Linked DNA regions of Homo sapiens: all the other regions are linked to region 2. Evidence: read pairs that join two places in POLR2A ChIA-PET (ENCODE). Cell type or tissue: PC-9. All regions are shown on one strand. Region 1 has its middle 4.5 kb from the start of BCAS4. Region 2 overlaps RIPOR3 (RIPOR family member 3). Region 3 has its middle 6.5 kb from the start of PARD6B.

Region 1 (2,500 bases), 130 kb after region 2:
GATGAAGTCTCGCTCTTGTCCCCCAGGCTGGAGTGCAATGGCGCGATCTTGGTTCACGGCAACCTCCACCTCCCTGGTTCAAGCGATTCTCTTGCCTCAGCCTCCCCAGTAGCTGGGATTACAGGCGCCTGCCACCATGCCCGGCTAATTTTTATATTTTTAGTAGAGATGGGGTTTCACCATCTTGGCCAGGCTGGTCTGGAACTCTTGACCTCAGGTGATCCGCCCGCCTCAGCCTCCCAAAGTGCTGGGATTACAGGCGTGAGCCACTGTGCCTGGCCCAAAAATGTTTTTTAATATCTGGGTTTTTATTGTTGGTGGTGGTGTTGGGGTGTTTGTTTGTTTGTTTGAGACAGCATCTTACTCTCTTGGCCAGACTGGAGTGCAGTGGCACAATCTCGGCTCATCGCAACCTCTGCCTCCGAGGTTCAAGAGATTCTCCTGCCTCAGCCTCCTGAGTAGCTGGGATTACAGGAGCAAGCACCACCAAGCCCAGCTAATTTTTGTATTTTTACTGGAGACGGGGTTTCACCATGTTGGCCAGGCTGGTCTCGAATTCTTGACCTCAAGCAATCCACCCGCCTCAGTCTCCCAAAGTGTTGGGATTACAGGCATGAGCCACCGCACCCAGCCAATACCTGTTTTTAAACTATGCTTCTATGTAGATGGGTTGTGCTTGAAATTATTTCACTAGTGGGGAAACACACTAAGTAGGAGAGCGACTTCACATTTTATTTATTTTTTCAGAGAGAGGTGCCCAGGCTGGTCTCAAACTCCTGGTCCCAAGCGATTCTTCCCCCTCAGCCTCCCACAGTGTTGGGATTACAGGTGTGAGCCACCGCCTGTCACGTGTTCTTTAGACAGTGGTGATTGTCCCAGGACCTACTTGCCTCACAGGGTGTGGTGGGGATCCAGTGAGGGCATCTATGCAAAGAGCTTAGAACAGTGCCTGGCACATAGTAAGGGCTCAGGACACATTAACAACGAATATGGTTTTAGAGATCGGGGTCCCAGACAAAGCTATGCCAGTGCTGAAACACTGTCGATCGGAACCACCTAGGAGCACCTTTTAAAACTCTCAAAGCCAAGGCCACACCCCACACCATAAATTAAGTCACAGCCTCTGGGGGTGGGGTCTGAGCATCAGTATTTTCTGGAAGTTTCCCAGGAGTTTTCAATATGCAGCCACGTTTGGGAACTGTCTGGTCTAGAACTTTGTGTGCCTGAGGCCTGCGCTGGGAGAACTGACTTTAAAAAGACACAGACAGGCAGTCATTTTGTAGCTAGAGGTGAAGCAGATGGCGTGGGGGCAGAAGGGTGTGGGACCTGGGACCCAGCAGGGGGCTACGGCTCCCACGGGCCTTCGAGCCTGGCAACCACTGGCACCCCCACTCCCCCCAGGCTGGGATGGAGCCACTGTCTGCACCCGAGGAGGCCTCCAGAGCAGGAGGCGGGAGCAGCAGCTCTGAGCCCGGCTTGGGCACCAGAGGGAGCTCGTGGGGACGCGCCACGGCTCCATCCCTGCAGCTGGTTCAAACTGGTTTGGGCAGGGTGCGGCCTGGGCGGGCTGCATTCCAGGCCTCAGGCTCGCGGCTGTCCGGGGCCTCCCCAAGGGCTGCGGACCTAGGGCAGGGAGCAGCAGGGGCAGGGCCCCCGGGCAGGAGCCCAGCACCCTGAGAGGCTGGGGAGATGTTTAAAAACTCAGTCCTCTTTGTGTAAAATCATTTACTTGGCCTCCCATGGGGGTCCCTGACTAAGGCTGGCAGCGCGGCGGAGCCCCTGGATAGGGTTATTCCCAGACATCAGTGTGCATTAGAATCGAAGCAGAGCTTGTTAAATGCGGAGGCCCAGTGCCCCCTCTCACCAAAGATCCTGATTCAGAACGTCTGGGGTGGGCTTCTGGGCATCCATATTTTTAGCAAAATATTTCTAAGGTACAATCACATATTCAGAAAAAAAGGCTAGAAACAAAATGATTGTCAACCAGCCAACCTGGCCCAGGGTATGAATCGCTGGGACACTTGTGAAGGACACAGAGACCCCTTCCCCAGACCTCCTCTTTCCCCAGGGAAGAGGATTTGGGTAATCAGCACTTTTAGCTAATATCCCAGGCTTTTTTTTTTTTTTTCATATGGGCAATTTCCTTTTTCTTTTTTTATTTTATTTTTTTGAGACAGGGCCTGGCTCTGTCACCGAGGCTACAGTGCAGTGGAATGATCTCGGCTTACTGCAGCCTTGACCTCTAGGCTCAAGTGGTCCTCTCACCTCAGCCTCCCGAGTAGCTGGGACCACAGGCGTGTGCCACCACTCCTGTCTAACTTTTGTATATTTTGTAGATACAGGAGTTTCGCCCTGTTGGCCAGGCTGGCCTCAAACTCCTGGCCTCATGTGATCCGACCGCCTCGGCCTCCCACTCCCAAAGTGCTGGGATTACAGGCGTGAGCCACCATGCCAGCCTGGCTTTTTTTTTTTTTTTTTAAATGAGTCATTTTAGACATTC
Region 2 (2,500 bases):
AGACTCACTCCTCCTCCAGCCACTTCCAGACCCACGGGAGGCGTGGGTGTGACCCAGACTACCTGGGAGCATCTGCTTTTGTCTTTATCCAGGGCAGGACCCTCTGAAGGAGGAGCCCTCAGAGAAGAAGGGAAAAGCCAAAAGGAATTAAAAGCCAATTTCCAAATGGAAATAAATAAGCAGTCATAATTGGCCACATTGGTGAAATTGGGCACTAAGGGCCAGGCAATGGGCTGTGGGATAATGTCACTTGAGGCTTACGGCCACGCTCAGAGGAAGGTGCTGAGGTCCAGGGAGGTTCAGGCAGGTGACATGACTCACCCAGAGCCACTGGCTGGAGAGTGGCAGGGCTAGCTTGGAGCCCAGGTGGTGGACTTCATAGGTGCAGCCGTGACTGCTGTCATCCCTCCCATGGGGAGTTGTTGCAGAGAGTGAGACACAGCGCCCTAAGCTATTTCTCCATCTGGTGTGCCTGGATGCCTCTGCCCACCCAGGACCCTCCTCTCGGGTGGCCCACCACTGCCCTTCCATCACAGTTCATACCTTCTCTCGTGGACCCACAGGGGTGTCCACTGGACCAGGACCCCAGGGAGGATCCCAGTCCTGGCCCCACCACTCTCTGGCTGGTGACACGGGGGAAGTCAATTCTTTCCAAGCCTCAGCTTTCTCACCTGTACAATGGGAGTTTGTGCTAGACAAGAAGTTTTCAGGACGGACACAGTGGCTCACGCCTGTAATCCCAACACTTGGGGAGGCCGAGGCGGGTGGGTCACTTGAGGTCAGGAGTTCGAGACCAGCCTGGCCAACATGGTGAAACCTCATCTCTACTAAAAATATAAAAATTAGCCAGATTGTCATAGCGCATGCCTGTAGTCCCAGTTACTCGGGAGACTGAAGCCAGGAGAATCACTTGAACCGGGGAGGTGGAGGTTGCAGTGGGCCAAGATCTCACCACTGTACTCCAGCCCGGGTGACAGAGAGAGACTGTCTCAAAAAAAAAAAAAAAAAAAAAAGTTTTCAAACTGCTGACTGCACCTGTTTGTAGGCCCTGAGCTCAACTGAGTGAGTCACACAGGTATTCACTGACGTGATTCTGCCTCCAAGGCCACATTTTCTCCAGTGCACCTCTGTCCTTCAGCAAGTGACCTGAGGCTGGGACTGCCACATGCTGCCTCCCATCAGCACCTTACCCAGACCTACTGCTGGCTACAACGTGCTTAATGATTGTCAGGTGGCTCACATACCCTGTTCTGTTCGGCTTCACAGTGTCTGCCAGCCCGTGGAGTATGGCACAGTGGCTACTAGCCAGGGTCAGGCAGTGCGACTCCACCTCTCCAAGCGCCCCAGTGCAGCGTCTGATCATAGGGAATAACTCTACCTGCTTCACAGGACTATTCTGTGAATACTAATTAGGATAACATATGTGAAGGTCTTGGCGTTGTGAGCACATGAGCCCAAGGTCAGCTCCCTAAAATGATGAAGTTCATATCACAAGAGGCCCCTAGAGGTCAGGACAGCCTTTCGGTACCTTTCTATGGCAAACAAGCGGCTGGTTCTCTGCCACCTATTTTCTCCCCTTCATTGGGCAAGACTGAGCTGGCAGAATAATGGCCACATCAGTATTTACTCTCTACTTTCTGGCTTCCCTAGATTGGTGCCAGCCATTTGTCCCCCCATCCAAGACAACCCTGATCCCCATCCCCAGAAGGAAAACACCTCACCTCTCTCACAATTTGAGAATGGCTGTCAACTCGAGCACATTATTAGATTTAATTGTATCTAATACTTGAATACCTAATATATTACTTTCTCTCTCTCTCTCTTTTTTTTTTTTTTTTTTGAGATGGAGTTTCATTCTTATTCCCCAGGCTGGAGTGCAATGGCGTGGTCTCGGCTCACTGCAAACTCCGCCTCCCGGCTTCAAGCGATTCTCCTGCCTCAGCCTCCCGACTTGCTGGGATTACAGGCTCTCGCCACTACACCTGGCTAATTTCTGTATTTTTAGTAGAGACGGGGTTTCACCATGTTGGTCAGGCTGGTCTCGAACTCCTGGCTTCAGGTGATCCACCTGCCTCGACCTCCCAAAGTGCTGGCACTATAGGCGTGAGCCACCGCACCTGGCCCCAATATATTACTTTCAAGGACAAAAACTGCAATTACTTTTGCACCAACCTAATATTTAAGGTAGGACACCGTGAAGCCCAGTGAGATCTCTGTGGTGGACAAACAGCGTGGCTGCTAGGCTGTGAGCCCTCCCGCCTGTCTGCTCTCCATGCTGTGCGCCACTCCTGAGAGCTGGGTCAGCAGTCGCACTGTTGGCTTTGCTCTGACCTCGAGTCTATTTCTTTTCCATGTGTGTGTGCAGCCGCTGCCTGGAGTGGAAATCTCCACTGAGGGACAGACCTTCTTTCAAGGCTCACATCAGGCAGGATCCCACGGGAAAGGGGGCTGGCTGAGTCAGGAGGGTTCTCTGCCTGAGTTCCCGTGTGACATTGGGCAA
Region 3 (2,500 bases), 62 kb after region 2:
TCCAAGCTCCAGGCCTGGTCGGGTACAGTGGCTCATGCCTCTGTCTAAGCAAAGGCATGTACACGTGCATGGATGCACACACACAAGCACACACACAACACACACACACACACACTTGCTCCACTCATTTCACTCACTGTACCCTGTTTGATTAGTTGCCAACATTTAAAAATCAAGAAGTTTCACATAAAAACGTCCAGTCTCTAACTGGATGCAGTGGCTCATACCTGTAATGCCAGCATTTTGGGAGACCGAGGAGGGAGGATCGCTTGAGCTCAGGAGTTCCAGACCAGCCTGGGCAACATAGTGAGATCTCATCTCTACAAAAAAATATAAAAAACTAGCCAGTTATGGTGGCACACGCCTGTAGTCCTGGCTGCTCAGGAAGCTGAGGTGGGAGAATTGCTTGAGTTCAGGGTTTCAAGGCTGCAGTGAGCTATGATTGCACCGCTGTACTCCAGCCTGGGCAATAGAGCAAGACCCTGTCTCTGAAAAAAACAAACAAAAACCATCCAGCCTCTCTTAAAGAATCAGATCTGCCCACTTCAAAGCCCTCCTTCCCACGCAGCTGGAGCCATATGGACTGGAGGTGAGTCCCTTCTGCGGGGCGGAAGCTCTGGTCCCCTGCAGTCCCCACCCAGCCTCTCCTTCCACCCCACATTGGTGCACTTGCTGACTGTCTCTCACCCTTGTAACCTGGGCATTTAGCCTGTGCCTGGCTCTTAGCTACACCTTAATAAATATGTGCTGAATGAATGAAAAAATACATGAATGGATGCCTTCCCTCCTCCCTAAACCCCCCAGGCCACACCACTTATTTGGCCATTTAATCACAGCCTTCCTTGCAAGTCTCACTAATTTGCTGCCCCACTGCCTGCCTCCTCAGTAGATGTTATTAAAACACAAATCTGATTCTTTCATTCCCCAGTTTTAAATGTGTGGAGTCTCCCAGCATAAACTCTGCACCATGGCCTCCGAGGCCCTTCTCAATCTGCTTCCCACCTACTTTTCCAGTCCCAATCTCCAGAGAGGGCCCCCACCCAGCGCACACCCACGCTCTACGCGCTGGCTGGGGAATACACCATGTTCTTTCCCTGCCCCCACACCACTGCCTGTGAAGCTCTGTCTCCTGGAATGCCTCCTCCCCTCCGTGCCTCTAGCAAACTCCTACTCATTCTTCAGCCCTAGCACTAAGTCACTTCACCCGTGAAACACTCCAGACCCCCCCTGCCCCGGGGCTGACTTAGTCATTCTCTCTCTGCTGCTCCCACTCTTCTCCTTTCATCCCCTGGCCTTAGCACTGAGTAATAGCTTAAAATAGCAGCTGGTGCTTTCTGAGCCCTGTTGTGTGCCAGGCACCAAGTGAGCTTTATCTCCCTTAATCCTCACGCCCCATCCTGAGTCCCGGCCCCCTAAACCTGCAGAAACACAAGGATCACTTTCTCACCTCCAATGTCCCAGAGAAGCCATCTTGCTACCCTATTTTAAATTTTCTTTCTCCCTCCACTCCTCACTCCACCACCTCAGGCCTCCCATCCCACTTCCCAGCTTTATTTTCCTCCATGGCTCTTATCACTTACACACTATATACTTAAATTCATTTATTTGCAAATGTCAGCTCCAGGATTTTGTCTTTTTTTAACACTACAATTTCCTTAACATCTGGAATACTACATGGGGCCGGGTGCAGTGGCTCGTGCCTGTAATCCCAACACTTTGGGAAGCCAAGGTGGGAGGACTGCTTGAGTCCAGGAGTTCGAGAACAGTCTGGGCAACATAGTGAGACCCTGTCTTTTTTTGTTTTGTTGTGTTTTGTTTTGTTTTTTGAGACGGAGTCTTGCTCTGTCCCCCCGGCTGGAGTGCAGTGGCGCCATCTCGGCTCACCGCAAGCTCCGCCTCCCGGGTTCACGCCATTCAGTGAGACCCTGTCTTTACAAAAATTTAAAAATTAGCCAGGAGCAGTGGTGCGAACCTGTAGTCCCAGCTACTTGGGAAGCTGGAACGTTTGCTGGAGGTAGGAGGATCACTTGAGCCCGGGAGGCAGAGGTTGCAGTGAGCTGTGATCATGCCACGGCACTCTAACCTGGACAACAGAATGAGGCTCTGTCTCAAAAAAAAAAGAAAAAAAAATAGACTAGTACCTGGCACATAATAGATACTCAATCAGTAATAATTTTTTTTTTTTTTAGATGGAGTTTCACTCTTGTTGCCCAGGCTGGAGTGCAATGGTATGATCTCAGCTCACTGAAACCTCTGCCTCCCGGGTTCAAGCAATTCTCCTGCCTCAGCCCTCCGAGTAGCTGGGATTACAGGCATGCAACACCACACCCGGCTAATTTTGTATTTTTTAGTGGAGACGGGGTTTCTCCATGTTGGTCAGGCTGGTCTCGAACCCCCGACCTAAGGTGATCCACCCGCCTCGGCCTCCCAAAGTGCTGGGATTACAGGCGTGAGCCACTGCTCCAAGCCTTATAATAATAATTTGTTTTAAAAAAAGAAT

Evidence for each region. Peaks named below come from ENCODE experiments on the same cell type or tissue, not always from the same donor. Only the 100,000 strongest peaks of a DNase experiment are listed, where the experiment ranks them.
Region 1: POLR2A ChIA-PET joins it to region 2 with 14 read pairs; 10 of 35 experiments call an interaction of 5 or more read pairs at or near these places.
Region 3: POLR2A ChIA-PET joins it to region 2 with 13 read pairs; 11 of 35 experiments call an interaction of 5 or more read pairs at or near these places.

The regions. Positions count from the first base shown.
Region 1 is chr20:50,789,318-50,791,817 of GRCh38, forward strand. No RefSeq gene overlaps it. Among named protein-coding and RNA genes, the nearest start is that of BCAS4, 4.5 kb to the right of the region's middle. RefSeq lists an enhancer at 973-1,658. In PC-9, CTCF peaks have their summits at 1,408 and 1,612; a DNase peak (open chromatin) is centred at 1,554; H3K4me3 peaks cover 386 bases; H3K27ac peaks cover 954 bases.
Region 2 is chr20:50,662,104-50,664,603 of GRCh38, forward strand. All of the region lies in intron 1 of RIPOR3 (RIPOR family member 3), which reads right to left. Among named protein-coding and RNA genes, the nearest start is that of RIPOR3-AS1, 18 kb to the left of the region's middle. In PC-9, CTCF peaks have their summits at 1,394 and 1,594; DNase peaks (open chromatin) are centred at 348, 1,078 and 1,518; H3K27ac peaks cover 2,193 bases.
Region 3 is chr20:50,723,869-50,726,368 of GRCh38, forward strand. No RefSeq gene overlaps it. Among named protein-coding and RNA genes, the nearest start is that of PARD6B, 6.5 kb to the right of the region's middle. In PC-9, no CTCF peak of the experiment used is centred here; a DNase peak (open chromatin) is centred at 1,233; H3K4me3 peaks cover 453 bases; H3K27ac peaks cover 2,319 bases.